Regions from separate parts of the Homo sapiens genome. Here region 1 is linked to region 2. The links are chromatin loops, found by intact Hi-C in ENCODE. Cell type or tissue: B cell. All regions are shown on one strand. Links, peaks and the distances in the headings refer to the core of each region. The heading gives the core; the rest is flanking DNA.

What was found. Hi-C counts contacts between places; a loop is a spot of excess contacts. Peaks named below come from ENCODE experiments on the same cell type or tissue, not always from the same donor. Only the 100,000 strongest peaks of a DNase experiment are listed, where the experiment ranks them.
Region 1: a loop joins it to region 2, with 10 times the contacts of the local background. A loop is called at or near these places in 3 of 110 quality-filtered maps.

Annotation. Positions count from the first base shown.
Region 1 is chr3:119,688,523-119,704,546 of GRCh38, reverse strand. CFAP91 (cilia and flagella associated protein 91) reads right to left here and starts at 1,525. Exons shown (of 18, transcript NM_033364.4): 1 at 1,325-1,525. The coding sequence starts at 1,448. It overlaps LOC105374064 (a long non-coding RNA gene), which reads left to right and starts at 1,504. Exons shown (of 3, transcript XR_924391.4): 1 at 1,504-2,051; 2 at 3,126-3,355; 3 at 4,130-4,679. RefSeq lists enhancers at 1,207-1,266, 1,317-1,366, 1,360-2,039, 2,706-3,905, 3,625-4,024 and 1 more and a silencer at 1,477-1,646. In B cell, for the core only: no CTCF peak of the experiment used is centred there; DNase peaks (open chromatin) are centred at 1,566 and 3,866; H3K4me3 peaks cover 1,142 bases; H3K27ac peaks cover 2,018 bases.
Region 2 is chr3:119,628,579-119,644,602 of GRCh38, reverse strand. PLA1A (phospholipase A1 member A) reads right to left here. Exons shown (of 11, transcript NM_015900.4): 10 at 15,738-15,902; 11 at 14,792-15,219. The coding sequence ends at 15,135. It overlaps POPDC2 (popeye domain cAMP effector 2), which reads left to right. Exons shown (of 4, transcript NM_001369919.2): 4 at 2,042-2,547. It also overlaps the pseudogene RPL10P7. Among named protein-coding and RNA genes, the nearest start is that of POPDC2, 24 kb to the left of the region's middle. RefSeq lists an enhancer at 5,294-5,803. In B cell, for the core only: no CTCF peak of the experiment used is centred there; DNase peaks (open chromatin) are centred at 5,652 and 6,242; H3K4me3 peaks cover 1,051 bases; H3K27ac peaks cover 1,172 bases.

The DNA.
Region 1 (16,024 bases), core at 57-8,056, 62 kb before region 2:
TTCAAGCTTAACGGTGCCTCTTGTATTTTTATTTGCTAAATGTGGCAACCCTAACAAGGTGAAAGGTCATAAGGTCAAAGAAAGAAAGCAGGAGAGCACAGCATCTTAGTTCTGATTTTCCCCATCCAGGTTCTCATCCGCCCTGGCTATACTTCGCTTCCTGTCCATGACTAGCGGCGAGATTGTTTTATAACAATCCAAACTTTTATTTGATCTACTCTGAGTGAATTTCTGTTCTTAGCAAGGGACATGGAAACATTTAGCAATTCCTCTGCAAAAGAGACACTTCGGCATCAAAGAAACAACCAGCTTAATAAATACTTTGGGGAGATGTTTGTCCTCCTTCTCAAATTACCCGTGAAAAAAAAACATGGTGATGTGTTTACAGGAGCTAACTTGATTTATTTCACAAAACCAAGAGTAAATACAGAAAAACACTGGCCAGAATATGTCAGCAATCATTACACAGCCTCTATCTAGGAATGTGTACCCTAGATTCCCACACAAAGGAGACTGGGATTCCCAGAGGCAACACCACATTGCTGAAAGCAATGCAAGGTTCAGGTGAAAAACCTGGGATTGCAGAGGGCAAAATTGGAAAAAATCATGCTTATAGCTGGTTACAGTTCTTGCCACGGCAAATTCAATAAACATTTATTTATTGAAGCGCCTAGTATATGTATCAGCACTAGAATAGGTGCTCAGAAGGCTACAAAAATGTGTAGAACAGGAACTTAAGGAACTCAAGGAGCGTGGAGAGAGAGAAAACATAAAATGGACAACCAAGCCGTTAAAATAAACTGGGGTTTTATTGGCCCAAGAGGAGCCAGCGGACCCAGTCTATAAGCAATGCTTTGACGCAGAAGTTAAAAAAAACAAACAACAACAACAACAAAAAACCTAAAAACAAGCATGGGATAAACTGGCACTTCTTTTCGCCCAACTTGGATTTGCCCAGAGAGTTGGAGAGAAAAGATCATTTTTGTAGGGCATTTTATGCAGGAACGTTGAGTGAATCTCCGAGTGTACAAATCGTTGCACACTTTCTGGGTACCAAAACGCCCGGAACAGGTTTCAGGAAAATCGCCCCCCGAAGCGGAGCGCACCCGCGCCTTTCGATGTACCCGAACCCCCGACCCCAACCTGAGTGCGGCCACCTGGAGGGCTCGGAGCTGCCCCCACCCGACCAAGGACAACCGTGGGCAAGAGGTCAGTCCAGAGGGTCGTGTTTCGTTCGCCATGCCCCTGGCCAGGTCCCACCATCTGGGAGCCCACCTGGCCTAGGAGGCGACGGACGCGGAGGAAGGTCTGCGGCGGTCCTTACCGTACAGAAAATCATACGCTCGATTGGAGGAGATGTGGCTCCCAGCCCGCGACCTCTCCCGGTACCGAGTTTGAGACACCTGCGGCTGGGCCTGGGGCTCCTCGATGGTTACTGCGTGGCTCATGGTGCCGCCTCTTTCCTCCCGCCAGCAAGGGACCAGCGGGTCAGGCCTGGCTACTGCGTGCACGTCGCTATGGTAACGGCCGCCGGCGCGCAGGGATAGGGGGCGGGGCAAGGAGGAGGGAGGAGGCCGCGGGGCGGGGCCGAAGAGGAGTGGAGAGAAGTGAAAGCAGGAGTGGCCAGGCCAGGGTCAGGAGGAGAGTGGAGGGGAAGATGAGAAGAGAGGGGAGGGGCAGGATGGGGGAGGAAAAGGCTGGCTTCCCTCTATACTCCAGAGCCAGCGGGGAGGCTGGGAGAAAGCTACTCTTAAGTCATTGATTTGCCAGTTACACCTCGTAGCCTCTCGGAAATCCCTGGGAGATCTCAGAACCTTCTAGAATAATTGGGTGCCTCCCCGCCCCTCCCCCCAGCCCTTTTCCAGGGGGCTTGTCCCGAGAGCTGCGGAATCCAGTCAGGTTCCTAAATGTTGCTCCTTAGCACGCTGTGAACTTTGCCCCACACTCATTAGCATCAGTGTTTAGGATGGGTTAGGACATCAGTAACTGTTGATCTGAGACTGCTGACCCTTTCTGAGTCCTGGGCATTAAATAACAGAAGATGATGTGGGGTAGGCACTGGCTCTGCTTTTGAAAACTATTTATAATGGAAAATTTTAAACATAAGCAAAAGTGATTCTACTTTTAATAACAAACCCTCAAGTAACCCATCCCTCAGAATCAACATTTAGCAACATTTTGCCAATCAAGTTTCAGTTTCCTTCCCCTCTTTTTTAAAGAAATCCTAGACATAATATTATTTTACCCTTAAATTAGTCTGCATCTCAAACTGACATAGATTTTAAAAATTTAACTACCGTTATCATATCTAACAAAATTAACAATAATTCCTTAGTACTATAAATAATTCCAATTTTCCTGTTTGAGTCCAAATTATCTTTTATAGTTGGTTTGTTCCAGTCAAGATCCAAAAAAAGTCCTCATGTTGCATTTTGGTATGTCTCTTAAGTCTTTTATCCTAGAGCAGTGAATTTCTAATCCTTTCAATAATTCTCTATTATTACCAGAGGTTCTTCTATAAAAGGAATCTTTTCATACCAACTCATTGGTTATCCTGAGATAACCAGGATAATCTCATAGAGGAAAGACTGGGTAAATGCTGGATTTGTTCTTTTTAATTATGAAATTTCAGAGACATGAGTTGGTGCCCTACCAAACTCCAGAGTTAACCACAAAGTTTTTGTTTGTTTGATATCATTATGAATGCATGCATTTTTTACAGATCTGATGTTTTAATCCGTTATGATCATTATTATTTATTACACTCAGATTATTAAAGCTAATGGCATGCCTTAGAGTTGGCTTCTTTGTCCTTTAATGTTGAGACGAGAAGTCTTCTTCCGATCAAAGGTTTTTCTCGATCGAAGGGTTCATGGTCTCACAGGCTTCAAGGAATGAAGCCGTGGACCACAGTGGCAAGTGTTACAGCTTCACTAGAGAAATGCGTGGACCCAAAGACTGTGCGGTGGCAAGATTTATTAAAGCCAAAGCAAAAGTAAAGGGAAAGCGAAAGTAAAGCTTCCACGTGGTGGAAGGGAACCTGGAAGGGTTGCCATTTCTGGTTTGGGTATCTTATGTTTATATCCCCTTATGACTCCTCCCCTTTTCCTTTTTCTGTCCCATAGGATTAGGTTATTTTCTATCCACTTGTGGGTTTGTAGCCGGACGAGCCACAGACAAGAACCGCTCAGACACCGAGTTATGGAAGGAAAGGGCTTTATTCAGCTGGGAGCATTGGCGGACTCACATCTTCGAAAACCGAGCTCCCGGAGTGAGCAATTCCTGTCCCTTTTAAGGGCATACAACTCTAAGAGGGTCTGCGTGAGTGGGTCGTGATCGATTGAGCAAGTAGTGGGTATGTGACTGGGAGCTGCATGCACTGGTAATCGGAACAGAACAGAATAGGACAGGGATTTTCACAATGCTTTTCCATACAATGTCTGGAATCTATAGATAACATATCGGTTAGGTCAGGGGTCAATCTGTAACTACCAGGCCCAGAGCACAGTGCTGGGCTGTCTGCCTGTGGATTTCATTTCTGCCTTTTTGTTTTAAATTCTTCTTTCTTTGGAGGCAGAAATTGGGCATAACACAATATGAGGGGTGGTCTCCTCTCTTAGGTTGGTGGGCCTGATTGGTTAAAAACATCAGGCTGCAGCTAGAGCTTAAACTCTCTATATGATTGGCTGAAGTTTCAATCCCTTAATTTGCAGCTGGGACTCACTTTGGCTTAGGGGAAAGTCCCCTTTGATTGGTTGAAGTTTCAATCCCTTAGCTTGCAGCTATGACTCATTTTGGCTTAGGGGAAAGTCCCCTTAGGGAAGTCCCTATTGAACCAGGAAGTCCAGCCAACTTAGCCACTTAGTCCCTCAATGTGATCCACAGACACTTCCTGAATACGCTTCCTGGCCTACTACTCTTTCTGCATATACTCCTGGTTTTAACTTATTGTCTCTACTCCTAAACTTCTTGGGGTTTTTGAAAACCAGCCATGTCCTAGGTCTGTCTGTGTACTTTCTTGTAAAATCCAGTTTTAGCAAAGAACCGTGCTATGTCAGTTTGGTAAGAATCCCCCATCCTAGATATCTGACTGGGGTCCTCATCCTTCGCTTTCGCTTTTCACCCCCAGGTGAAGTCTGATTACCCTGGCTGTCTTCAGCAAGAATCCTTTGAGATGAGTTTAACCAGAATTCTCTTTACCTCTGATATTTCCTCTTAGTAATTTTTCATCCACTGACCCTCAGCCTGCTCTTTGCTATAAATTTCTACTTGCTTATGCTATATTCGGAGTTGAACCCAATCCCTCCCCCAACTACAAGACCCTGTTGCAGTAATTCCTATATCTATTGCAATGGTCTTGAACGCACTCTGCCTGTCCATGCCTTAATAAGATCATTGAATAATTTTTTCTTTAACACCCCTCAACTAATTTAGGTACATTTCAACACTCACCTCTAACTTTGCCACTTCTATGCAGTTTCCTCATATCTTTCAAATACAGTGAGATATCATCCTTCCAATGCTGTAGTAGCACCAATAGCATTGACCACCTTGTATTAGTAATCAGTAATTGTTCACAACTCTGCTTCCCACAACTTTGAGTTCACTGAGGGCACAGCCCTTCACCTGGTCATTTTTGTATCTCTGAGGTATCTGGTACATGAAATCTTAATGAAATGATTACTAAATCCATCCCTTTGTTAAATAAATTTACTGAATGTCTACTATATAATAGGTGTTAAAGATTTTGAGATAATTTGTACAGCTCACTGGATGATAGAGAAAGCTGACACAGAAGCAAAGTACAATATAATAATGGTATAGTACTTTTCTGTCTGGGGTACAGCTACGTTCTCAGAGCCGCCCACTTTTCGTTTCTTCTTCTCAATGTTCCTCACTCCCACCTCCTTATCTTCTCACAGCTAGCTCCTCAACATATGACATCACCTAAAATGTTCTCTCTATACCGGAAAGGGGTCTGCATCCAGACCCCAAGAGAATGTTCTTGGATCTCACGCAAGACAGAATTCAGGGCGAGTCCATAAAGTGAAAACAAGTTTATTAAGAATGTAAAGGAATAAAACAATGGCTATTCCACAGACAGAGCACCCCCGAGGGCTCTGATTATTTCTTGATGATATGCTAAACAAGGTGTGGATTATCCATGCCTTCCCTTTTAGACCATACAGGGTAACTTCCTGACATGCCATGGCATTTGTAAACTGTCATGCTACTGTGGGAGTGTAACAGTGAGCAAAACCAGAGGTCACTCTCATGGCCATCTTGGTTTTGGTGGGTTTTAGCCAGCTTCTTTGCTGCAATCTGTTTTATCAGCAAGGTCTTTATGACCTGTATCTTGTGCTGACCTCCTGTCTCATACTGTGACTTAGAATGCCTAACCATCTGGAAATGTAGCCCAGTAGGTCTCAGCCTTATTTTACCTAGCCCCTACTCAAAATGGAGTTGCCCAGGTTTAAACGCCTCTGGCAATCTCATCAGAAAGACTTTTCCTCAGCCAGCCATGGTGACTTACGCCTGTAATCCCAGCACTTTGGGAGGCTGAGGCAGGCAGATCACCTGAGGCCAGGAGTTCAAGACCAGCCTGACCAACATGGTGAAACCCCGTCTCTACTAAAAATACAAAAAAATTAGCCAGGCGTGGTGGTAGGCGCCTGTAATCCCAGCTACTCAGGAGGCTGAGGCAGGAGAATTGCTTGAACCTGGGAGGCGGAGGTTGCAGTGAGCTGAGATGGCACCACTGCACTCTAGCCTGGGCAACAAGAGCAAGACTCTGTCTCAAAAAAAAAAGAAAGAAAAGAAGAAGAAGAAAGACTTCTTTTCCTCATTCTATCAGATAAACTATCTAAGGTAGTCAACAGCCAGCAGCCTCCATAAACACATCCGAAGACACTATTACCTTGATTTTTTTTATAGCACTGAAATGTTACTGATTTGCTTATTTATTATATCTCCTCCCACTAGAATGTAAGCTCTGTGAGACCAGAGACCTCAAATGTCCTGTTCACCCTGAATTCATCCATATCTCTTAGGCCAGTAAAACCACCTTTGCAAAAGATTATAACTGAGAAAATTATGACAGTGAGAAAAATCTGACATGGCTGAGTCCATCTTGACTCTAGCCTCACAGGTTGGCTGTCTTTGCTCATTCTGGGACATGAGCCAAGCTAACTTTGGGAGAAATTTAGAGTATACTTTTGTTTGTTTGTTTTTTGTTTTTGTTTTGAGATGGAGTCTTGCTCTGTTGCCCAGGCTGGAGTGCAGTGGCACAATCTTGGCTCACTGCAACCTCCACCTCCCAGATTCAAGTGATTCTCCTGCCTCAGCATCCTGAGTAGCTGGGATTACAGGTGCCCACCACCACACCCAGCTAATTTTTTGTATTTTTTAGTAGAGACAGGGTTTAGCCATGTTGGCCAGGCTGGTCTTGAACTCCTGATCTCAGGTGATCCACCTGCCTGGGCCTCCCAAAGTGCTGGGATTACAGGCGTGAGCCACCGTGCCTGGCCTAGTTTATAGTTTAAATGATAATAGCCCCTCCCAAAAACTAAACTATTTTTATAAAATGAGTGAAAGTCCACAAAGTTAGGATGAAAGGGGCCTGAATTATAAATAATTACCAGCCATTTTTTCGGAGGTCATAAGATTTGCAACTTCCCCAATTACTCTTGAAGATAACATCACTATTATAGAACCTAAGACTGGCCTTTTGAGGTATCTTTTTAGGCCTTTGCATTTCTGACAACCAGATGGCCCCACCTGGACCTGCCAACGAGTCCTGTCGTCCTCCACCTAGGAACTGACTCAGCCCAAGAGGACAGCTTCAATTCCCTATGGTGTCATCTCCAACCCAGCCAATTAGTATGCCATGCCCCCTACCATACCCCCCTTGCCCTCCACACTGTCTCCGAAAAACCCCTAACCTCCAAGCGTTTGGGGAGTAATAACAAAACTCCAGTCTCTTGTACAGCTGGCTCTGTGTGAATTAAACTCTTTTTCTATTGCAGTTCCCCTATCTTATAAACTGACTCTGTCTAGCCAGCGAGCAAGGAGAACTCACTGGGTAGTTACACCAGCACCTGGCACAAAGCAGGTGCTAAAGGAAAATACATTGGAATGAATTGAGCTACTGAATTATTCATGTATTTACCTGTCTGCCATCAGTGACTTTCACTTCTGTCTCACTGCCAATTTCATACCTTCACAATCTTTAAGATATTCCATTTCAAATGACCAAACATCTACTAGACAAACTCAATACATCCTCAGTAAAACTAACACTTCCGTACACTGCAGAAACTCTAATACAGTGATTAACTACGTGAACATTAGAATCAGATTTCCTAAGTTTGAATCTTTGTTCTAAAACAGTTCGTGTGATCTTCGGCATTTACTTAATATCCACATGCATCAGTTTCCAAAACACTAAAATGAGAACAAACAGCAATAATATCAGGGAAAATTATGGGAGGTAACACCTACAAAGGACTTAGAACACAGTCTGTTAGATAGCGAGTGTCCGATAAATGTTATAATACTACCTAGCTTCATAAATCTTCTCAATTTCTCCATTTCTGTCTTCGTGCATCATGAGCTTCCCATTTACCTAGAACTACATCTGATATTCATCTTAAAATATGTAAGAATACAAAGGGCAAATGTAGGGCTAAAGAATAGGCATGACTGTTAAAGATATAATTCATATACTTAAACACATATTTACATTTCACTACTAACTGAATAGCATTTAGTAGCTAAATGTAAGTAAACATGGATTTAAATATATAAATTTAGTAGCTAAATGCTATTCAGTTACATTTAGTAGCAAAATGTAACTACTATGTAACTACCAGTTACATAGTACTAGCAGTAGTATCAGCAGTATTAGTACTGTGTACTACTAATACATACTATTAGTTACTATGTAACTATTACATAGTAACATTTACTACTACATTACATGGTAGTTACATTTAGCTTCTAAATGCTATACATCAGCTTTTGCTACTGTTGGAAAACATCAGTTCAATCAGAAAAAACAAATGTTATTAGAAAACAAAATTTCCAGTTTAAGCTGGCTCATTAGGTGAAATTTTAAATTTACAGGTTAGTATATATATATATATATATAGAGAGAGAGAGAGAGCATTTAGGCCAGGTATGGTCGCTCATGCCTGTATTCCCAGTACTTTGGGAGGCTGAGGCAAGAGGATCACTTGAAGCCAGGAGTTTGAGACCACGCTGGGCAACATAGTGGGATCCTCTCTCTACAACAACAACAGCAACAAAATTAGCTGGGCGTGGTGTCATGCGCCTGTAGTCCTAGCTACTCAGTGGCTGAGGTGGGAGGATAGCTTGAGCCCAGGATTTTGAGGCTGCAGTGAGCATTTGATTTTGATCAGTGTTTTGCAACTTATTGGAGTTTGTTCTGAATTTTGGTTGATGGTCTCACAGCTATAGAAAGGAAGAAATTCTTCCCAACCGGAAGCTAAAGACAAAAATACACAGGCTTGATCTCATTTATTTTAGGTAGTTCACCAACTTTTATTCATTTGTGTGTATGTTCACACAGTCTCTTATTAGCTTTTTATCTTCTATCAATAACAAATATATAGAGAGATGAATCTCCAAGCAAAAGAGGGTTTATTTTGGAATAAAGAAATAGGGTTGCAATCTGGTACACATGCGTAGACCAGGGTGGTCTCTGATATGTGGTAGAACAAAAAAATGGTGAAGGTTTTATTGGGAAAGGAGAAAGAGTATGTGGGTTGTTATGAAAGAAAGCTCTTTGGTGCTTGCAACATGTTTTTTGCAGGAGCTGGTGAGCTCTGATTGGTCAGTGGCCACAATTTCTAGGTAAAACTAGTTTTAAAGTCATGGTGGCTGTTTCCTTGTAAAACTAGTCTTAAAACTGTAGCAGCTGTTTCGTTGAATTGGGCTTACTGGACAGTTTCTGGAGCAGGCTTTTGAGACCTGAGTTTTGTTTTCATTTTTGTTTTTTCTCTATGCCCCCCCACCCTGCACTGTAAATTTTAGTTGGGTATGACAGGTATGACTCCATTTAGATAATCAACTTTCACATTCTGCTCCCTGCCACCCCCCCACCTTTTTTTTTTTTTTTGAGACGGAGTCTTGCCCTGTTGGCCACTCTGGAGGGCAGTGGCGCCATCTCGGCACACTGCAACCTCTGCCTTCCAGCCTCCAGCAATTCTTGTGCCTCAGCCTCCCGAGTAGCTGGGATTACAGGCATGTGCAACCACTTCAGGCTAATTTTTGTATTTTTAGTAGAGACGGGGTTTCATCATGTTGGCCAGGCTGGTCTCGAACTCCTGACCTCAAATGATGCACCCGCCTCAGCCTCCCCAAAGTGCTGAGATTACAGACGTGAGCCCCCGCGCCCACATTTCCCTTTTTTGACTAAGATCTTTCCCTGAAAGCATCACTGGTCAACTATCCTTGAAGTTAGGCTTGATCTCCCTCAATGCCGGGATGTGCTTTGTCCTAGTTGTTCTGACCCCACACTAGAGGGAAAATAGGAGTCAATAGGAGTCAACATTAGAGGCCCAAGTCACATTTGGACAACAAAGGGGCCGGAAGGAAAGACCCTTACAGGATAGGTCTACCTGAGATTCAGCATTGGATTCCATCTTATCAGTTACACAGGCATTAGCAATCATCTGGAAGCACTGGACTAACATTTTCCTGTTGGGAAAGCAGGCTTTGCAAAGATTAGACAGGCAACAATAATGTAACTTAACTATCATAATGTCAAGAATAAGCAGCAATAGTATCATGAATTCAGTTTGAAAAATAGCTCTAAACCATGAATCTTATTTTGAAGGTAAGTCACTAAACAGATTGAAAAGTCCAAATGCATTGGGTGGAACTTTCTGGAGCCAGGTGGCATGTTCCGTTATCTTTCATAATTGTGTTTTCTACTTCCATGTGCAGCTAGTGTAAGCAATTGCACGAATACCACCTTGTTCAGCTAATAAGCAATCTAGAGCAATCCTGTTATCGAAAACCACTTTGGCAAGAAAATCTAAGGAAGTTTGGTGAGCTGCCATGGCTTTGGCTGTGGAGTCAGCTGGAGCTCCAATAGTTAGGGATAAATTTCTAACCATTATTTCTAAGGTACTAACCCCAATCCAGAGGAAGAAGGATCTAACAACTGAGGCCCATCCTGCTGAGTTTATGCCTCTAGGTAGAGTGTCTTTTTTGATATGATGGTGCAAGTTAGTAGATGTCAACCAATGTTCAGATTTTGCAAGTTTAAATTGAATGTAGAAATATCCCAGACCACATTGGTGCTTTATTTTCCATTTATTGAGACATGATGTTGCCCATGAATAAAGCTGACTGTAGGCTCCCCCACAGATGAAAATGTATCTCGATGTGTCACAACAGGTAATTCCACGTAGATGGAGTACCTTGTGCATTAACAGTTACTTGTAGGGAGGTGTCAACAGTAATTATCCAGGGTTCTATTATTGAATTATTGCACTGTTGGAAGTCATCAACAATTAGAGGAGGAAGGTCATAAATATTTTTATAAGCTGTCAAATTTCTTTTCTCTTGAATTCTATCAGCATGTTGTTTGCATAATCTTAATCTAACTTCAAGGCCTTTTTTGTAGATCTTAGGTAATGTTAGGGTGAAACAGGAAATCTGAATATGTGAGTCTAAAAGCTTGACCTTGTAAAAAGGACTAGATGTATAATTAGAACAGTTACATGGGGAATATCAGTAAAATCTGTTCTGAGGGCTGGGCACCGCTGGTCACACCTGTAATCCCAGCACTTTGGGAGACCAAGGTGGGCAGATCACAAGGTCGGGAGTTTGAGAACAGCCTGACCAACACAGTGAAACCCCGTCTCTACTAAAAATACAAAAATTAGCTGGGCCTGGTGGTGCGCCTGTAATCCCAGCTACTCAGGAAGCCAAGGCAGGAGAATCGCTTGAACCCAGGAGGCAGAGGTTGCAGTGAGCCAAGGTCACACCACGGCACTCCAGCCTGGGCAACAGAGCAAGACTCCATCTCAAAAAAAAAAAAAAAAATCCATTATGAGTTAGACCAGGGGTTCACTTGCATCATGGAGATTGAAGTTTTTTTGGTACCAAATCCAATAAATCGGTTATGTTTCTCATTTTGGAAATAGATTAGAAAATGCAAATTAGAGCCTTATTTTTCCAGGAAAATAAAAGCACATAAGAAGAGACCAATAGTAAAAGGAAAAGGGTATATTGGCCTGGTCTGGACGTCTTGTGAATAGCAGTTTATTTCAATTGTTGTCTGCTTCAGATAACAGATAAACTTTAAATTGCCTGCTGGGGTACCGGTCCAGGCAGAAGTAGAAGCCCTTTTAAAATGAGAGATGTGGATCAATGAGTCAATGCCTTTGAGTTTGGTGATACAGGGATTGGTGAGAAGGTCTTGGTATGGGACCTTCCAATGAGGTTGGAGAGAGTCTTCATATAGGTGTCTTTTCAAGATAGACAGAATCACCAGGTTGTAGCTTTAGGTCTTGGTGCTTTAGGTCTTTGTCCTCCAGGAGCACACTGTGGAAAGATTTTTCTACCAAAATATAATATTTGTCTACTACTGTAATAATTCCCTTACAGTATTATAGTATCTCTCCTTTTAACAATTGAGGGTCAAAGGCAGTGGGCATTAAATGCATAGGATGACCAGTGATTATTTCAAAAGATGAAAATTTGTGGGCTCTAAAAGCAGTGGTTCTCAGTAATAATACCAAGAGAAGAACTTTAAACTAAGGGAGGTGCAAGTTTTCCATACATTTTGCCAACTGAGTCTTTATGGTTCCATTTGTTTATTCTACCAGGTCAGAAGATTGGGGATGGTAAGAACAATATAAGTCCTATAAGATGGTAAGCATAATAAGAAGTCCATGTGGCCAGTAAAGTGGGTTCCCTGGTTACTATGAAGCTCAAGGGGAGTTCCCCAAAGAGGAATAATTTTTTTCAAAGAAAAGTTTGGCCATAGCTAAAACAGTAGCTTATCTAAAAGAAAGCCTTCCACCCAATGGGAAAACATACAGATCATAACCAATATATATGTATACTCATGGGAGGGAGGTAGTTGGAAAAAATTCAGTTGCCAAACCTTGAATGGCCTATTAGGTAAATTTAAATGTCAAGGAGGAGTCTATACAGATTTTCCTTGGTTAAATTTAGGACAGGTGGTAAAAGTCAAATAAGCATTTTAGTGGCTTTTAAAATATTTCCCCACCCCACCAATATTGTTTTCTGGAAGAAATTAATGTCAGTTGCCTAATGAATCAAATTATGTACTGTAGTTAATAGTGGATATTTCCTTGAATCTGGGAGAACTGGTTTGTTCTCAGGTCCCGATCAGAGTTCCTTTTGCTCATCAAACCAGAAATCATGGTCCTTTTTCGGTTTCATTGTTGTTTTTGAGATAGGGTCTCACTCTGCCACCCAGGCTAGAGTGCAGTGTGATCATGTCTCACTGCATCCTCAAACTCCTAAGCTCAAACAATACTCCTGCCTCAGCTTCCTAAGTAGCTGGGACTACAGGCACACCTCACCACACCTGGCTAATTTTCTCATTTTTTTGTAGGGACAGGGTCTCACTGTATTGGGAGGCTGCTCTTGAATCCCTGGCCTCAAGCAATTCTCCCACCTTGGCCTCTCAAAGTGCACTACAGGGGTGAGCCACCACACCCAGCCTGTTTTGTTTTGTTTTGTTTTGTTTTGTTTGAGACAGAGGAGTCTCACTCTGTCGCCCAGACTAGAGTGCTGTAGCAAGATCTCGGCTCACTGCATCCTCTGCTCCCCAGGCTCAAGCGATTCTTGTGCCTCAGCTTCCTGAGTAGCCCAGGATTACAGGTGCATGCCACCAAGCCTATCTAATTTTTTTGTATTTTGACAGAGTTTTGCCATATTGGCCAGGCTGGTCTTGAACTCATGACCTCAGGTGATCCACTCACTTCAGCCTCCCAAAATGCTGGGATTGCAGTTGTGAGCCACTGTGCCCAGCCCTGTTTTGTTTTTTTGACTTCAGTTTTGTTTTTTGACTTCTGAGGCCCAATTCTGTGCATCTTTGGTAATTGTTCTTTTTTTTTTTTCTGGGTCTCATTCTGTCACCCAGGCTGGAGTGCAGTGGCTTGATCATGGATCACTGCAGCTTCTACATCCCTGAGCTCAGGAGATCCTCCTACCTCAGCCTTCTGAGTAGCTGAGACTACAGAAGCACACCACCATGCCCAGATAATTTTTTGAGTGTGTTTTTTTGTAGAGATGGGGTTTTGTCATGTTGCCCAGGCTGGTCTCTAACTCCTGGACTCAAGCAATCCACCTGCCTCGGCCTCCCAAAGTGCACAGCCATGAGCCACTGTGCCTGGCCTCTTTGATAATTATTCTTAAATCATTTGTTGAAAGTTCTTTTAGTAGGGCCATAACAGAGATTTGATCAAATGAACCTTTAATGGCAGCATTCTTTGCTGCATTATTAGCAAAGCGGTTTACTCTCATCTCCATAAAAATGTAGATTTGAATGTACAGAAAATTAGATAATAGCCAAAGCAGCTGGTAGCTAGATGATATCCAGTAAGTCTTGTGTGTAGGATCCATTTGTAATTTGGCCTCCCATGGAAGTGAGGAAACCTATTATTTCCATAACATCCCCAAATCATGAGCAACCTCGAAAGCATACCTACTGCCTGTAAATACAGATTAGTAGATTTCCCTTTAGCAAGGAGGCAAGCCCAAGTAAGGGCAAAAGCTCAGCCTGTTTGACAGAAGTAGCCACAGGTAGGAAGCTAGCCTCAGATACTTCAAAAAAAGGTAATAATTGCATATCCTGCACACTCTTTGCCAGTGTCATCCTTTAAATATGATCCATTTGTAAACAATGATAGTTCAGCATTGTCCAATGGACTATATTGCAAATCTTTCTGGGGAATCAAAAGATAGTGAGGGTCAAACACTCATGGGGGGTTTCATCAGAAAGAAGGGGTGAGATGCAGGATTAAGATTGTTACAGAGAGAAAGTTATGTGAGGAGCAGCTAGTAAACGAAGTTCATAAATGCTAAGACAACTGGTAGAAAGGTGTTGGGTATGATGGGAATTTAAGAGCTTCAACAGAATGGGGAACAAAAGTGGTCAAAGGAGATCTCATGATTATTTATTCTATAGCTATAACTAGTAGAGCAGTAGCTGGAATAGTTCCCAAACAGGAGCATAATCCCCAAGCCGCTGGATCTAGTTATTGGCTGTAATATCCACTGGGGGCAGTGTTACTCTCAATGATTTTTTTAGTTAAGACGCCCAAGGAATTTCCCTTTTTTCATAAACAAAAAGGAAAATAAGGAGTGGATAATTGGGATGTCTCAGAGTATGGGGGGTTTAATAATTCTTTCTTTAATTTAGTAAATGCAATATTTTTAGATTCTTCTCAAACAATGGGATCGGTTTTAGAGGTCTTGAGTAGGGTGTACAGGGGTTGAGCAATTAAGTAAAAGTTTGGTATCCAGTTACTGCAGTATCCAGCAAGTCTAAGAAACTCTCTGAGTTGCCATTTCATTTTAGATTTGGGGAACTGCAGGACACCTTGGATCTGTTCAGGGCCCAAACGTAGTCATGTTCAAGAAGTCAGATGACCTAGATATTTAGCTTGGGTCTTAACTATAGTTATATTTTTTCTTAGAAACCTTATGATTTTTTTGTGGCAAGAAGTTTTAGAAGATGCACACTGTCTATCTCACAGGCTACCTGCGTGAGAAAGAACAAAGAAATAAATTACCTACATATTTCAGTAAGGGTGAGCCTTGAAGAAAAGCCACATTTTGTAAATTAGCTTTCAGAATTTGAGAAAAGTAGGAAGGGCCTTCCATATAGCCCTGAGGCAAAACAGTCCAAGTATATTGTTGTCCTTTCCACGTAAAGGCAAACAGATATTGACTAGTTTGATCAACAGGGATGCTGAAGAAGACACTACAGAGGTCAATAACAGTGAAAATTCACTATCAGTAGGTATAGAAGTCAGCAGTATGTGGATTTGGGAACAGAAGTATGTATATTTTGGACCATGAGGTGACAGGGTATAACAATATTATTTATGGCATGGAGATCCTGAACAACTCTCCATCCTCAACAATTAGGTTTTCTTACTGGGAGGGTGGAAGTATTAGGGGCTGATACAGGGAATTATTAGGCCTTGAGTTTTGTATTCTTCAATATTGGGTCTAAGGCAGTTTGGTTAAGGAATATTGTTTAATACTAGGCAAAGGCTTGGTTGAATCAATTTGGATTTTGATTGAGGGTGCATTATGAATTCTACCAACATCTGTTGATGATGTGGCTGATAAAGAGACAGTTTTCTGTTCCAATAGGGAACTCTGAGACTCAGTGGAGAGTTCTTTAGTACATGGGACAACATAACAAATGAGTGGGAGATTATTGGTAGAGTTCAACAGGCTATTGGGCTTATCAGACTCCAAAATTATTTCCCCCTTTAGGGATAAAGAGATGCCAACATGACATATATTTTTTTTAAATCTCATCCCAATAAGTTAGCTGGAGCAGATTCTGCTAGTAAAAAAGGATAGGTATCTTGTAAAAACCCAAGGCAAAAAGCAATGGGCTGAGCTTGAAATGCCATCAGTGGTTTATTAGAAACTCCTACTATTTGAATAATTTTATAACTCCAAGGCAAGGCCTGGCTTAGGTTGGTGGGATTGAGTACTGATAGGGTTGCTTCTGTGTCAATGAGAACAGGTAGGACCTCATTGCCAAGGAGGTTGAGGGGAAGAATTGGAAAAAGCCCCTGTATATTTTTGGATCCCTTTCATTAGGAGGCAGGAGTCAAAGGGCTAAATGAAGAAGACTATTTAGATTGGTTAAATTTATAACAGTTTTTCTTGCTGTGGCCAGGTTGTTTACAATAATGACGGATGCCAGGAGGTGAGTTTCATGAATTAGAGGAGTGGTGCCATTCAGAGCCCTAATTGTTTTCTCTGGGAC
Region 2 (16,024 bases), core at 2,575-10,574:
CAGAGTTTCCTCTGGAGCTCCTTTTTGAAGAGACATATGTTTTTTAGTCTGGTGGTACCCAAAATTGAACAAAAAATGGGTGCTGCTTCTCTTAATAGGCAAAACTATGCTGCAGGATAATGTATTCATGCAGGGTCTTCCAGCCAGACCCCAAATCATCCCTCCCTTCACTAGAATTTTTCTGTTTAATTCGATGGCCACTCTCCACAGGGATCCATTCTGTGTCTTATTACAGGAGATGCTCAATGAATGAGGGACTTATCTTCTAGAAATGCAGCTCCGAGGTAGTCTGTTGAGTGAAATAATGAATCCATTATCACAAAATAAATTGAAAGCTGTCTGACATTTGGACAATTTTTATTTTGTTTCACATTGTTCTGAAAACTATACTGTTTCTTTTCTCCCTATTATTTAAATAAGCAAATGATGAACAGATTACAAAATTGAGGACACTCGAGGTAAGGGAAGGAGCCCCTCGACAGGAGGATCAGGACATAGTACCAAGGGCAAGAGAAACGATTCAATAAACACTATTTACTATATATTTTAGGCATGGTTCTAGGTAATCACATGATAAGTAGTTGAAAGAACTGAAAATGTTTTATCTGCAAGAAAAGGGCAAGTGTAATATCTTCAAATTTTAGAAAGAATGTAAATTAGAATTTGACTTAATTTGGTGTAGTTCTTGTGGGCAGAAATTGAATTGAATAGGCTGAAAGTTATAAGAAGGATTTTAGCTCAGTATTGATACTGGATTGCTCATGGGTGGTGAGAGTTACTCATCACTGGAAGAGTTCAAGCAGGGGCCATAAGAAATCTCAGGGATTTTATAAGGTGATTCATGCTCTGGGAAAAGGATGCCTTGGATTATTGTGTCAGGGTAACTTCTAACTCTAGGATTCTGTGTTTCTAAGATCTGGACTCTAGTCTTGCCACTCACCTGCCATCAAGAACATGTTCCTCATCTGCAGGACAGGACCAAGATGGCTCTGTCTACCTTACCGGGTTGCTGTGAGGCGTGATTGTGATAAAATACATAAAGGCAGTTTTTAAGCTCTGAAGCACTAGTTAAATGTGTAGCGTATTTTAAGATTCTGTTGTATGTACAATTGTTTAGCAGTCTCTCTCTCTTTCTTTCTCTTTCTTTTATCAGAGATAGATGATTTTCCCTCTTATTTCCACCAGTTTGGCTTTTCAGGGAAGGTGGCAGCTGGCAGAATCCCCTGACAACAAAAGGTACAGCAAAAAGTGGAGGCCTAAAGAAAACATGTGCTAGCTCTTTAGCCCCTGAATAGCTAAGTCACATGTCAGCCTGCTCTCCTTCATCTGTTTGGGAGGAGGCAGATTAGAGTCACACTGTCATCATGCTCTTCCCCTCAGAAGCAGCTGTAAGGTTTTTGGTAGCTGTCAGTGCTAGCAAACAGTGCTTTTCTCACAGAACTACTGGAAAGAGTCCTGGCTCGGAAAACTTGCTCTTGAAAGTGGCACGGCCAGAGCAGGGGTCTCTAGAGGGTCGTGCCACCTCTACCTGCCACAGGTTCCATTGTCGGTCAGGTAAGTTAGAGGCAGCAGTTCCCCACCTGCCCTCTGGATAACAGCAGCCTGGGGCTGCTCCTGAGTCATGTTTCCACTTCTGTCTTACAGGCCTCATTTTCCTACCCATCTTTCTGTAAAAATGAAAGTCAGGAGTCTTATGAAACTTACCATTATTCAATACAGGCTTTTGGTTTTTTTCTTTAAATTAGATAGGGTTAGGTAAGAAGTAGAGTTCTATAGAACGTTCATAGGAAGCAACAAAAGTTGATCTCTTGGTCTCTACAATAGGAGAGGATTGGGCTAGATACCTTCAAAGCTGACTTGCCCTAATATTCTAGTATGAAATGATTCGAAGGTACACCTGCCCCTATCATGTCAGGCAGTGAGTACAGTTAAAACATTGGGAATTGGTAAAGGAAAGAAAAAAACTGAAAAGAACCCTTTGAAGTTAGACAAACTGTCCAGAGACATAGTGCTAAAATCCTCCCTCTTTTTCTTTCCACAGCTTCTAGAATTCCTCTCCAGAGCTACTCTCAAGTTATATCCAGGGGACAGGCCCCTTTGGCTCCAACCCACACGCCTGAACTTTAAGGATCATTGGACTATCTTCTCTGTGGCCAGCGCAGCTCTCTTCTGTGTTCACAGAATGGCCACTGATAGGCATGCCTCTTTTCCCACCCACTGGAAGGCTCACAGGCAAGGTGAGAGAGGACACAGAAGGTGCCAACACTGTCGCTACAGTAAGGACCTGAAGTGACTTTGAGAAATTCACCCTCACAAACCTTCCTTCAGGAGCAGGCATTGGTAGTGCAGAGGCACAGATTCCGTCCTTTACCAGCTGCAGAATCTTGGGCAAGTTACATAGCCTCTGTGAGCCTCATCGGTAAACAGTGGGGGTTATGAAACCCACCTCACAGGGTTGTTGTGAGGATCCAATGAGTTGATTTAGGTAAGCACCTAGCACATGCCGTGGCACCAAGTAAGCACTCAATAAATCACTCAACTCCTTTCCCTATGTTGTTTCTTTGCATTGTCTGAAAGGATCAATGGAGTCAAAGATCCAGCTTTTCACTGGTGGTTATTTTTTATTTTTCAATTAAGATTCAAATTTATGGAAGTGGAAATTTAAAAACCTCGTTTTCCCTTAGGCTGTGACATTCAACTTACAAATCTCTTTTTCTGTTGATGAACCTAGTATTAAACAATAGTTTTTAGAGGGACTTTTACAAACTTAGTTAATTAGATTTTCTTAAACATCTTAAAGTAGATTTATAAATGTAATATATTCTATTTTCCTTTTTCTTTAAATACTTCAACATATATTTCAGTTATCTATTGCTGTGTAATATCAATCCCTAAAATAGTGACTTAAAATTGTCCTAATAATATGTGGTGCTCATGAGTGCGGGACCTGACTGGGCTCAGCTAGGCGGTTCTCACTCAGGGTTTCTCATGTTGTTTCAGTCAGATAGTGGCTCAGTCTAGAATCATCTGTAAGGCTTCTTTACTCACCTGTCTGGGAAGACTCAAACAGATGAGGGCTGAAACAGCTGGGAATCCTTGGGCATCTCTCCCTCTCAATAGTTTTTTCATTTTTGTTGTTGTGTGCTCTTTGTATGACTATACCACAATTTATTTATCCAATCTACAATTGATGGGCATTTGGATAGTTTCCACCTTGGGGCAATTACAAATAGTGCTGCTATAAACACTCTTGTACCTGTCTTTTGGTATACATATGTATACTTTTCTTGGATATATACCTAGGAATGGAATTACTCAGGCATTGGGTATGTAAATACGACCAATTTTTCTAAGTGATTGTACCAATTTACATCTCCACAAGCACTGTATGAGAGTTCCAGATGCTTCTCATCCTCAGCAATAGTTGGCATTATCTTTTTTTTTTTAATTTTAGTTATTTGGGCATGTTTAGCAGCATTTTTATTTTCCTGATGGGTTGAGTAGCTTTTCTTTCTTTTCTTCTTCTTCAATTTTTTTTTTTTTTTGGCCATATGGATATCTTCTATTGTGAAGTATCTATTCTTGTTTCTTTTTTTTTGTCCATTGCTCTTTCTTTTTTTTTTTTTTTTTTTTTTTTTTTAGACAGAGTCTGGCTCTGTCCTGAGGCTGGATGGAGTGCAGTGGTGCGATCTTGGCTCACCTCTGCCTACCTGGTTCAAGTGATTCTCATGCCTCAGCCACCCAAGTAGCTGGGATTACAGGTGTGCATCACCATGCCCAGCTAATCTTTGTATTTTTAGTAGAGATGGGATTTTGCTATGTTGGCCAGGCTGGTCTCGAACTCCTGGCCTCAAGTGATCCACCTGCCTTGGCCTCCCAAAGTGCTGGGATTACAGGCATGAGCCACTGTGCCCAGCCTGTATGCTTTTTCTTATTGACTTAAAGGAGTTATTCAAATAATCAGGTTAAAAGTCCTTCTGTTACTTATTGAGATTTTATATATATATGTATATATTCTCCTACTTTTGTGGGTATTGTTTTTCTCTAAATAGTATCTTTTGATGAACATAGTTTTTAATTTCAATGTAATGGTTTATCAATCTTTCTGTCTCTGATTTGTGCTTTCTGTGTCGTGTTTAAGAAATCTTTTCCTCCCCTGAAGGTACTCTCCCAATAACCTTCTAGATTTCTTATTGTTTTACATTTCAAAGTTAGACCTACAATCAACCTGGATTTGGTTTTTGTATATATGACTAAGGGCCAAGATTCATTATTTTCCATGTGGCTATCCAATTGACTGAGCACTCCCTATTGAAATGATTATCCTATCCCTACTAGTGTTCAGCTTATCCTTTGTGACAAATCAAATTTTCCTATAGATGTAGGTCTGTTTCTGAATTTTCTGTTGTCTGATGGTTCTATTTTTCTACCCTTTGGCAGTACCATCTGGTTGTAATTATTGTAGCTTTACAGTAAGTTTTGATATCTGGTAGTCTTCAAACTTTCTTCTTCAGCTCCATTATAATCTTATGGGACCACCATATGTGGTCCATTGTTTACCAAAATGTCATTATATGGTGCATGCCTGTATATTCTGAATTCGACTCACAATCTCTACTGCCACCGCTAATTTCAAGCCACCACTACTTCATTCTAAATTAACTTCAATGGACTTACAACCAGTCCTTCTGCCTCATAACCTACACACAGTAAAGAGGTCATTTAAACATATACAAGATCTTATCACTCTCTGGCTCAAAATTTGAAATGACTTCCTATCCCACTTAGAATAAAATCCAGACTTCTTACCATGTGATATTAGTCAGGATTGACTTATTATTACTTAAAAGCACAAAGTTTTATTTCTCTCTTACTCAAAATCTGAGTCTCCATGACTCATAATGGGCACTCCAGCCTGGGCAACAGAGCAAGACTCCATCTTAAAAAAAAAAAAAGTACACTATACATTGTAAATTGAGATTCAACATAACCTGGATGTGGTGCCACTCCCCAACCTGGAGGATCACCAAGGCAGGGCTGTCATTACACACCTGTGGTGTATAGCAGTGGTTTCTCAAGATGAGGACCTCTTTTAATCCCTTTTCCCCACCAAAGAATCAGACCTTACGTAGTGGAAGTTGTGCTTTTATTATCTAATGGTGTATGTAAGGCAAAAGACATTTGGATTTCAATAGGATTTTTAGATAAATTTATAGGTTTTAAAAATTAGCCACAACAGTCTCTTTATATGTTTGAAAAATAGCATTACATATATGTATAAAGCAAAAACCCGTGAGAGATCCTGGGGAGAAGAATTGCCTGGAGGGGGAAATTGAGTCCATCTCCAATGTTCAGCACCTCTTCTCTTTCTATTTTTGACCCCCTGGTTTCCTGTAGACATCCACACAAATCTTGAGGTAGAAGTGAAAACAATGCTGTCAGCAGTTTCACGTCTGTCACCATTGAATTCATGCCCTGACATGTGCCTCCTACTCAGAAAGTTATCTGGTGATTATATCACTTCTGTGATATCATCCTTCCTGAAAGTGTCCTTACCCAGCACATGACCACCAACTGTCACATGATTGCATCACTGCCACAGGGGAGCCCAGGACACAGCACACAAATCGGATTAGTCCAGCCTGTAAACTAAGCCTTTGCTTAATAGCCTGGAATTGCCCTCCACCCCTCAGCCCTCAGGCCTGAAATCCTATTCAGCCCTCAAACCTAGTACACATGTCCTCTCCCTACGCACACTCTCCTGGCCTTCACCTCGCCCTCAGCATTGAACAATCCCCTTCAGGACTCGCAGAGCCCTCTGGGATCGCCCCCCTCAGCTCTCATCCCTCGCTAGGCACTTGAGGGCTGGGGAAGTCTTACTTATTGCTGTGGCCCCAGCACCCCACACAAGGCCACATGTGTGACATTTAGTTGGTAATTCTTTTTTTTTTTTTTTTTTTTTTGAGACGGAGTCTCGCTCTGTCGCCCAGGCTGGAGTGCAGTGGCACGGTCTTGGCTCACTCTGCCTCCCGGGTTCACACCATTCTCCCGCGTCAGCGTCTCGAGTAGCTGGGACTACAAGGCGCCCGCCACTACGCCCGACTAATTTTTTGTATTTTTAGTAGAGACAGGATTTCACCATGTTAGCCAGGATGTAGTTGGTAATTCTTAAATGTTGGTTAAACTCAGCTGTTACCTGCTAGTAGGACAATTCATGTGCCCCATTCTGGCAAGGGTAAGGTTAACACTTGTGGTTTTAGAGACTTCTAGTTCCACTTTCCAGTTTACTTTTGCTTCTCTCCCTATTCAAACCAGCAGGAAAAGAGAGTAGTAGTTCAGGAGTTGTTGCCAAAATCCAGAGCCTTATCGGGGGAATACACAGGAAGGGACAGACCTCAGATGCATTTTAAGATATTGAGAGACAGAGTCTGAGTATAAATCATATACTGGGGGAAGGAGGCAAATGGCTTAAAATACTTTTTTTTTTTTTTTTAGCACTGTGATGTTCTGAGTCAAAGATGACTCAGGCTTCAAGCCTGGATGATTGGATCATGGTGGCAGCTATTACCGTAAAAAGAGGAGGAACAACTTTGGGGAAGATGTTGATTTGCTTTTGGATGGATTGAGTTTAGACTGTTGTCAGGACACTAAGTGGACACATAATGCAAACAGTTGCTTTCATAGATGAGGGTGAATGCTAAGGATCAGAGAGGATTCCAAGGCCTTCCTGGGGCCTAGGAAGACTCAGGCACTGGGATACTCTCATCACCCCCATACTCTTCTTAAGGGGAAGAAACCTACCTCCTCTGAGATGGTGGGGCAGAGGGGAGTTGTGATGGTCATCCCAGGGCTTGGGGTGTGCCCAAGAGTGAGATCAGAGATGTGTTTGAGGCTGTGGGGAGCAGCGTATGTCACTTTCAGAATGTCAGACTTGGGACCACTCAACAAGGAGATCAAGGGCTGGGTGAGAATTCAGCAATTATGGAAGATTTATGTTTCAATATAATATCCTTTTTCCTATAGAGATTTAAAACTTTTAAAATGTAATATTGACACATAAAATTTTAAAACAAGATGAGTATGTGAAGGCCATTCCTGACACTTATGAAAAGACATTAAGCTCTCCTTTAAAGTTAAGCCTCTCTGTGCCTGACCTTCTCTCCCTGCCTTTGTCTATGCCACTAAGATTACTGCCTTTAGTTCAATTCAAGGAGCTTTTATTGCATGCTTACAATGAATTATAGTGTTTTGGGGACACAGCGAAAGAGAAAATATAGCCCCTGCTTTTAAAGACCTTACAATCTCATCATAGAGGCCTGACATACATGCAGTAAGCTATTAACCACCATTGCAAGGCAGCATAGTTACTGACTGATAGAACATACGGGTGACCAGTTTCCCTGGGGAAGATAGAACTGGAAGTGGACCCTGAATCATTGGTAGAATATAAAAGTGGGGGTGGGTGGGAAGGAGAAGGAGCAAAAAGGCATGGAGGTGACATTGACCATAGTATGTTTTAGGGGAATGCTGGCTTCAGCACACTGGGGAAAATGGCAGATAATTTTTGTTAGGCAGAGTAGGGCCAGACTGAGGAGCCCTATTTAGCTAATACGTCTTAGTTGCAAGTGCTAAGAACCAACGTGAGCAGGCTAAACTGTATAACATGGTGGTTAGAGCTCAGATTCTGAAGTCAGATGGCCTTGGTGTGAATCCTGATTTTATCTATTGCTGACTGTAGTGGACAAGTTACTTAATTTCTTTGTCCCTGTTTCCTCATATGTAAAATGAAGTAATACATGGATTCACTGGGAGGATTAAATAAGATAATTTGTGTAAGCTAATTGGAACTTTACTTGGCACATAGTAAATGTTCAGGAAGTTTTATCTTTTTTGTTGATAATGTTGACAATGTTGATAATTATGATGACAAAGCAAAGGAGAATTTATAAGGACACAGGGGTGTCTTATGGAATTCAAAGTCAGAAATGCCACTAGATTTTAATATGGGACTAGATCAGAAAGCCATCAGGGAAAGCAGGAAGCTGTCAGGGACCCAGTCACCATCTTCTGTTTCTGTTTCTCTTAGGAGAACTGCAACATGTTTCTGTTTTCCAACAGAGCAGTCTTCCCTGTTTCTCTGTTCTCATGGTGGAATATGTTTGCCCTCAGCTCCTGAGTTCACATGGAACAATTCCAACAACCAGAAGACAAGTACGGCTGCCTCTTAGTCATAATTTCAGACTTTCAGGAAGGAAATCTACCTTGTCCAGATTCAGTCAGCTGTCTACTTCTGGTCCATTAAGCTGGGTCTGAGGACAGGGTCATGCAGTACAATTGGGGCTGCCCATCTTCTAGATGGGGGTCAGTTCTTAGAGAAAGGGATGACTCTTAAGTTCAAAAGATATCTCAAGCTCTTTCCCTTTCGTGTGCCACTGAAGATTCTGGTGTCACCATGGGCCGCTGCCCCACCCAGTGTTACCATTATTGTAAGAACAACACAAAGCCTCTCTTCTGGCGAGGTGTTGCTGATGCCGAGATTCCCATCTTTGACCTGGGGTGGAAGAAGGTAAAAGTGGATGAGTTTCCACTCTGTGGCCACATGGTGTCAGATGAATATGAGCAGCTCTCCTCTGAAGCCCTGGAGGCTGCCTGAATTTGTGCCAATAAGTACATGATGAAAAGTTGCGGCGAGGATGGCTTTCATATCCAAGTGCGGCTCCACCCCTTCCACGTTATGCACATCAACAAGACGTCCTGTGCTGGGCTGACAGGCTCCAAACAGGTATATGAGGTGCCTTTGAAAAGCCCCAGGGCACTGTGGCCAGGGTTCACATTGGTCACGTCATCGTGTCCATCGGCACCAAGCTGCAGAACAAGGAGCATGTGATTGAGGCCCTGCACAGGGCCAAGGCCAAGTTCCCTGGCCACCAGAAGATCCACATCTCAAAGAAGTGGGGCATTACCAAGTTCAATGTGAAGACATGGTGGCTGAGAAACGGCTCATTCCAGATGACTGCGGGGTCAAGTACATCCCCAGTCGTGGCCCTCTGGACAAGTGGTGGGCCCTGCACTCATGAGGGCTTCCACTGTGCTGCCCCTCCTAAGGCCCAACAATAAATCCTACTTTCTGTCCACCTGAAAAAAAAAAAGACACCTCAAACTGACTAGGAATCTACTACAGCAGTGGTCCCCAACATTTTTGGCACCAGGGACTGGTTTTGTGGAAGACAATTTTTCCACAGACCAGTACAGTGCTGGGACAGTGGTGAGGGGGATGATTTTCAGGATGAAACTGTTCCACCTCACATCATCAGGCGTTAGTTAGGTTCTCATAAGGAGAGCACAGTCTGGATCCCTTGCATGCACGGTTCACAATAGGGTTCACACTCCTGGAATCCAGTGCCACAGCTGACCTGACAGGAGATGGAGCTCAGGTTTAATGTTCACTCACCCAGGGGTTGAGGACTCCTGTACTAGAGCACTCTAGCCTTCTGACCTGAGGAATATGATTTTTAAGGCAATGGTATTCATTTAGGAATTCCAACGTCTGGTAAACGACCACTGAGGTCTCAGGATATGAGTGAGAAAATGAGTGTATTCTATACTTTAGGCTCTATTGAGGATAATGTTAAGGAAAATTCCACTCCAAATTTGTCTCTGAAATAGATCTTTGTGGTCCAAGAGTGAAGATAAGTTATGCATATGTAGCAGAATATCATTTTGATATATTCACCAATGTAAATTTTTCCAAGAATTGTCTGTGACCCTGTGACTCTATCCTTTTTGGGCAATAGGTCATGAAAGATCTGCTGCCTCAAGGAAGATCGACAGAGCAGAAGCAAAAACAAAAGGGTCAAGGCAGATTTGTGGCTTTAGCTGTTTTTAAAAATGATGTAGAATAATATCTGATCGAGAAAGACAATAAAGATTAGAGTAGCAATTATCACACTAGAGACTGGAAAACCAAAGTTGGTTCCTCAAAAAGATCAATGAAATTGCCAAATCTTTATCTAGACTTACCAAGAAAAAAAGAGAGAAGACTTAAATTACTAAAATCAGGAATAAGAGAGGAGGCATCATTACTGACCTTATAGAAATAAAAAGAATTATAAGAGAATACTGCAAACAATTGTGTACCAACAAATTAGATAAATAAAATGGACAGCTCTTAGAAAGGTACAAATTACTGAAATAGATTCAAGAGAAAAAGAAAATCTGAATATATCTATAACAAGTGAAGAGATTAAATTAGTGAAAAACTACTCGCAAAGAAAAGCCAACACTGAGATGGCTTCAGTGGTTAATTCTGCCAATAATTAAGCCTTAGAAGTGAAAATACTTCCTGGGACCATTTATTTATTCATTTTCTAACAAATATTCGAGAACCTACTGTGTGCTAGGGACTTGGAGTACAACAGCAGACAAGACAAAGTCCCTGTTGGTCAAGGGCTTGATTTGTCATGAGATTTGTAATCAAGGCACAGTTTTGTGAGCTGCTGGCAAGGGAAACTATTGTGAACTCACAGAGTCCACATAGGACTTTATGGAACGCTGGGTTTGTGTGCCAAACAACTGTTTATCTGACTGCAGTCACCTCCATCCATGCTTCCATCTCCTCTCCTCTCCCCTGTCCTTCTACTCCCACCTTTTTCTCGCTCTATTGAAGCAGCCAGCCCTGCTATTCAGAAGTGGGTACGCATGTCCTCTTTGCTGTTAACCACTCTGCAGTTGCTAGAGAATCTCACACCTGTAGGACACAGGAGTAGAAGGTCTTTCCTACGTCTATTCTCAAAGTGTGGATCATCAGACCTCGAAAGAGGCTAGGAAGTCATCTTCTCCCTTATCAACCCATCCCAGTCTCTCTCTGACATCTTGTGCTCCAGATGTTGGGGACAGCATTCCAAAATGCTGCTGGAGTTGGGCTCTCTCCTACCTGTCACCAAGCTGTGCAGTGGGAACCAAGCTCCCATAGCCTCTAGTGTAGAGGAACCTTCAACAACATTCATCTGAAAATCTAGTGATGGTTAATACAGGCATGTCCCCTGGGGTCTGAATATTTTCATTTCTTTTTTTTTTCTTTTCTTTTCTTTTTTTTTTTTTCCTTCGAGACGGAGTTTTGCTCTTGTTGCCCAGGCTGGAGTGCAATGGCACAGTCTTGTCTCACTGCAACCTCCACCTCCCAGGTTCAAGCAATTCTCCTGCCTCAGCCTCCCAAGTAGCTAGGATTACAGGTGCCCGCCACCATGCCTGGCTAATTTTTGTATTTTTAGTAGACAAGGTTTCACCATGTTGGCCAGGCTGGTCTCAAACTCCAGACCTCAGGTGATCCACCCGCCTCAGTCTCCCAAAGTACTGGGATTACAGGCGTGAGCCACCGCACCTGGCTGGGTCTGAATATTTTCTGTAAGAAACACTAGCATCCCTCTCAAAGGCCCTATGACCTTTTTTTCATCCTTCACAACTTTCTTCCTTAGCCAACTGAGGTTTGTCTGGGTTCACAGTCAGCTGCACTACACAAGCTCGGCTGGAATGCCCGGCTCTGGGAATTGACAGCTGGCTCACCTGGCTGCAAGGCCAGTTTCCTGGGCATGCGACCTGTACACCTGGGCACAGGGCTCCACTCAGGCCCCACACTTGGTTTCATGCTCTGCTGTCACCATCTTGAAATTCTCAACTTTTTAAATAAGGAGCCTGCATTTTTATTTTGCACTGAACCCTGTAAATTATGTATCCAGTCCCACAGGGTTGCATTGTGGACCTTTAGGGGCTACTTCTGTGTCATGTTTCTGAGTCTGGTTAGAGTGGTGATTAATCACCTGGCTCTGGGGCGGACAGCTGGCATTTGAATCCTGGCTCCTTTACTTACTAGACCTGTGATCTTGAAGGTTCCTCAGCCTCTTGATTTCTTTATCTATAAAGTGGGATAATAATAGCATGTATCTCATAGGCTTGCTGAGAGGATAAAATATGTTAATACATATGAAACACTCAGAATGGTGCCTGGAACATAGTAAAAAGCTGTGCAATGTTGGATGTTTTTGTTGCGTGCCTATTCCAAGGTCACATTGTTCTGTATCTTACGGCAGTGTATCTTGCACTTGGTGGTGAATCTGCCTGTTGAATTTAATTAGTTCTGTAATAGTCTCTGTTCATGAAAAGACTGCAGCAGAGTGAGCAAAGTGGGTGTGGAAGGGAGACCCAAGTTCTGCTTTTGTTCTGCCATGGAGCAGAGTTCCGTGTTAGCTCTCCCTTTCCCTGACCCCACAGACATCCCATCTACTTAAAGCCATGTTTCCCAAAGTGTGGGCCACGTGCCCCTGGACAGGATGATTTTAGGTACCACATAGACCCAGCATTAAACAACATTCCATCTCATAGACAGTTATGCATTTTTTTATATCCTTTCCATCCAGTGATTACATATAGAAAAATGTTTCCATTCAGTGTTAATAATTTTTTTTTTTTGAGACAGAGTTTTGCTCTTGTTTCCCAGGCTGGAGTGCAGTGGCTCGATCTCGGCTCACTGCAACCTCCACCCCTCCGGGTTCAAGCGATTCTCCTGCCTCAACCTCCCGAGTAGCTGGGATTACAGGCGCCTGCCACCACGCTCGGCTAATGTTTTGTATTTTTAGTAGAGACAGGGTTTCACCATGTTGGCCAGGCTTGTCTTGAACTCCAGACCACAGGTGATCTGCCTGCCTTGGCCTCCCAAAGTGCTGGACAACACCGTGCCTGGCCAGTGCTGATAAATTTTTAACATCTCTCACATACTTGCAAATTTCCCCTTTGTAGTAAAGAAAAAATTTTGCCTCCTGAACATGAAAGGAAAAAAAAAAAAAAAAGGAAAAAACAGGCCCAGGACTTAAGCCTGCATCAGACCACAGTATCTAGTTGGAATGTTAAACATTATAATGTTCTCATTGTATTTGTTTCTAGGATTAATTTATGAGTAGAGAAACTGGTTTTTCCATGTAAGGTAATAATCCAAAATTTCTGACGGAGCAAAGTAACATGTGAGAAAGTCTAACAGTGTTTAAAAATAAGAAAATATTCGCAAAGAAACCCAGGGCTATGGCCAAAAGCAGAATGGAATTTGAGGCCACTGAAAAACAGATTGAGTGAGTTTAACACCAGTTAGCATCAACATCACAAAACATGATTTCTTGTTGTTGTTGTTTTTGAGATGGGGTCTCACTGTGTCTCTTAGGCTGGAGTACAGTGGCATGATCTCAGCTCACTGCAACCTCTGCCTCCTGGGTTCAAGCAATTCTTGTGCCTCAGCCTCCTGAGTAGCTGGGATTACAGGCATGTGCCGCCACACTGACTAATTTCCAGCTAATTTTTTTTTTTTTTTTGCATGTTTAGTAGAGATGGAGTTTCATCATGTTGGCCAGGCTGGTCTTGAACTCCTGACCTCAAGTGATCCACCCAGCTTGGCCTCCCAAAGTGCTGGGATTACAAGTGTGAACCACCGCGCCCGGCCGACAATATGATTTTCATCACAGAAATGTGATACACATTTGGAAAAAAAAGCAACGAGCAGTGGGGAAAACTAAGGAAGAAGTATGTGCTAAGCAGTGTCTCCCAAGATGGCAAATGGAAGTGCAGCGTAATACAGCTCAGGGTAAGACTGTCTCTAGGGAGGAACCTGGGTGGAGTAAAGAGAAGGAAAAGGAAAGGAGGGTTTTTGGTTTGAGGCAAAATAGAAAATTGCAAGCCTACATAGCAGGGAACATGTGTATTCTTTAGACATGACTGTGATCATGCAGACAGTTAAACATCTTCGTGAGCCTCACCTGTCCTTTTGGTTGCATTTCCAAGGCCTGGACAAAGGCCGAAGCTCTCTCAGTGCCCTGGCTGACTTGGCCCAGATGAAGTAATTGCAGCCTGTTGCTTACATCATTCTCCCTGTCTTCATTGTGGAGAGTGAATCAGCAAGTCAGCAGTTTCCTTTTAAAGCTCATTTATTTATGTTTTTTAAAAAGTGAATTTAAAGAATAAAAGAATCCGAGGCAACCTGGATTTGGGAAAGTGGTGAAGGCGTGTGCCATATCTGTTAGTTCCGCACCCCCTTCCCATCCACTCTCCAACCTTCTCTGTCCTGCTGTATGCCCCGGGCCTGGTTAGGCCATGTCAATGTGTTATTTGTCCTCTGGCTTCTGTTGGGGGTCCTTAATGGGGAGCACTAGCAGGAAAATGGGAGAGGAAGAAGAGTGAAGTCAGAGAACCTGTGCTTCTGCTCCCTCCCTGCGGGGTTGCTGCTGGCTGGCTGTGTCCCTGCACTGCAGGTCTGCAGCCTTCTGGTGCTTCCCCTCCTTCTCTGGCCTCTTCACAGGTAGGGTAGTAGCAGCTTCTACTGCCAGTAGCTTCAGGGAACTGCATTATCCCTGTGGTTGCCCCACAAAAGACTATGGCAAATTGTCCTTTTCTTAAATTCTCCTCAAATAACCCAGATTGAGCGCACCATCTGTTTTTTGCTGGGCTGCGGCTGATACAAGGTTATTTACAAAGATCAAAGTTTGGGAAACACTAACCCAGAGGAAATCTACCTGTATTCCCCAAGATCTCTCTGATCCCTCAAACCTTCCAGATATCCAGAGGAGGTAATGGTAAGGGTTGGTAAATGGTGCCATCTTCCTCCCTACCCTTCATCCCCTCTCTTTTTCCAAGTACTTCTTTTAGTTGCTATTTTAATACCGATAATGCAATACTGTTTTCTCCAATCCCACAGAGTATAAATCTCAACTTTTTGTAGGTAACAGAATTCCATTCAAGTAAAACAATTAAATGATTCAGATACTCCATGAAGTTTTATTTTTAAAAAATTGTTTACCCTGTACATGTTTCTATTGAATCCTAAGTACGAATGCCCAAGGAGATAAAGCAAGTGCAGTTAAGTATGCATGGGAAAGCTAAAATGGGTATGTACATAAGATCGGCAAAGGAAACCAAGTTCTGTAAAATGAGTTCTCCCTCCCCTCCAGGGTAGCTGATTATGAGGAAAATAAGAAAGAGCTTTGCTTTTCTCCTTAGTAGTAATGGTCTACAATAAGCTGCACACACACATCCCTCATCACACCTCTCTCTCAAAAAAAAAAAAAAAATGCAGGGAGATGTGTCCTGCCCAGGTTAAACTACACACAGGCTATCTTCAGGTCACAGGAAACAGTCACACTTGCTTGTAAGTTCACTGGTTCAGGTAAGCAGACCATCTTTTCTCTGGAAGAGAAGAGCAATAAGAGAGCAGTGGCTGGTGAGGAGACAGGGCTTGGCATTGTGTGGCTTTTGAATTCCCATGATGTCTGGTGAAAGAAATCTGCAATCACCTACAATTAAGAGCCAGTTCCTGTGGTCCAAGTGCCCAGGGGTGGTAAGGTTAATGACATAAATGCCTTTAGAGGAAGGGAAAGGGGATGTGGATTCTGGATCCACACCCATGAATGTGACCCATGACACAGTTGGAGTGGAGGCCACAGAGGAGAAAATATGCAATGAGAAAACTTTGTTCTAATAAAATCTTACATAGAAACCAAATATGCAGAACAAATACAGTGGAATTTCCCCAACCCAAGATGGTCCCACAGGAGGTTCTGGAAAACACCGGGTGTCTGTCATCTCTGCTTCTAAGATGATAATCACTATGATGAGATTGAACCTCAATAGGCAGCACATCTAATGCCAAGACTGGTCTTTGATGTGTGAGTGCATCTGGTGCAGAGGTGAATACTGGGGCTTACCTGTCATTGACAGGCAAAAGGGCAGTGCAGAACTTCCCAATAATGGTAGTCCGGTCTTTTTTCCAAACTCGGTTGGAAGACTGAAACTTGAATTTCACTTGGTTTATCTGGCATTGTGGGGTGGCATGGGCTATGATTCCTTTCCCATAGCGTTGCTGCTTAGGTCTGCAAGAAAAGGGTAAAGGGAAAGTAAATGACTGTAGCCCTTACCACCTGTACTTCCCCTTTGGCTCCGATCGGGCTCTGCTGGTGGCACTGGTTGGCTGTCATGCACCAAGGGGTTAGCT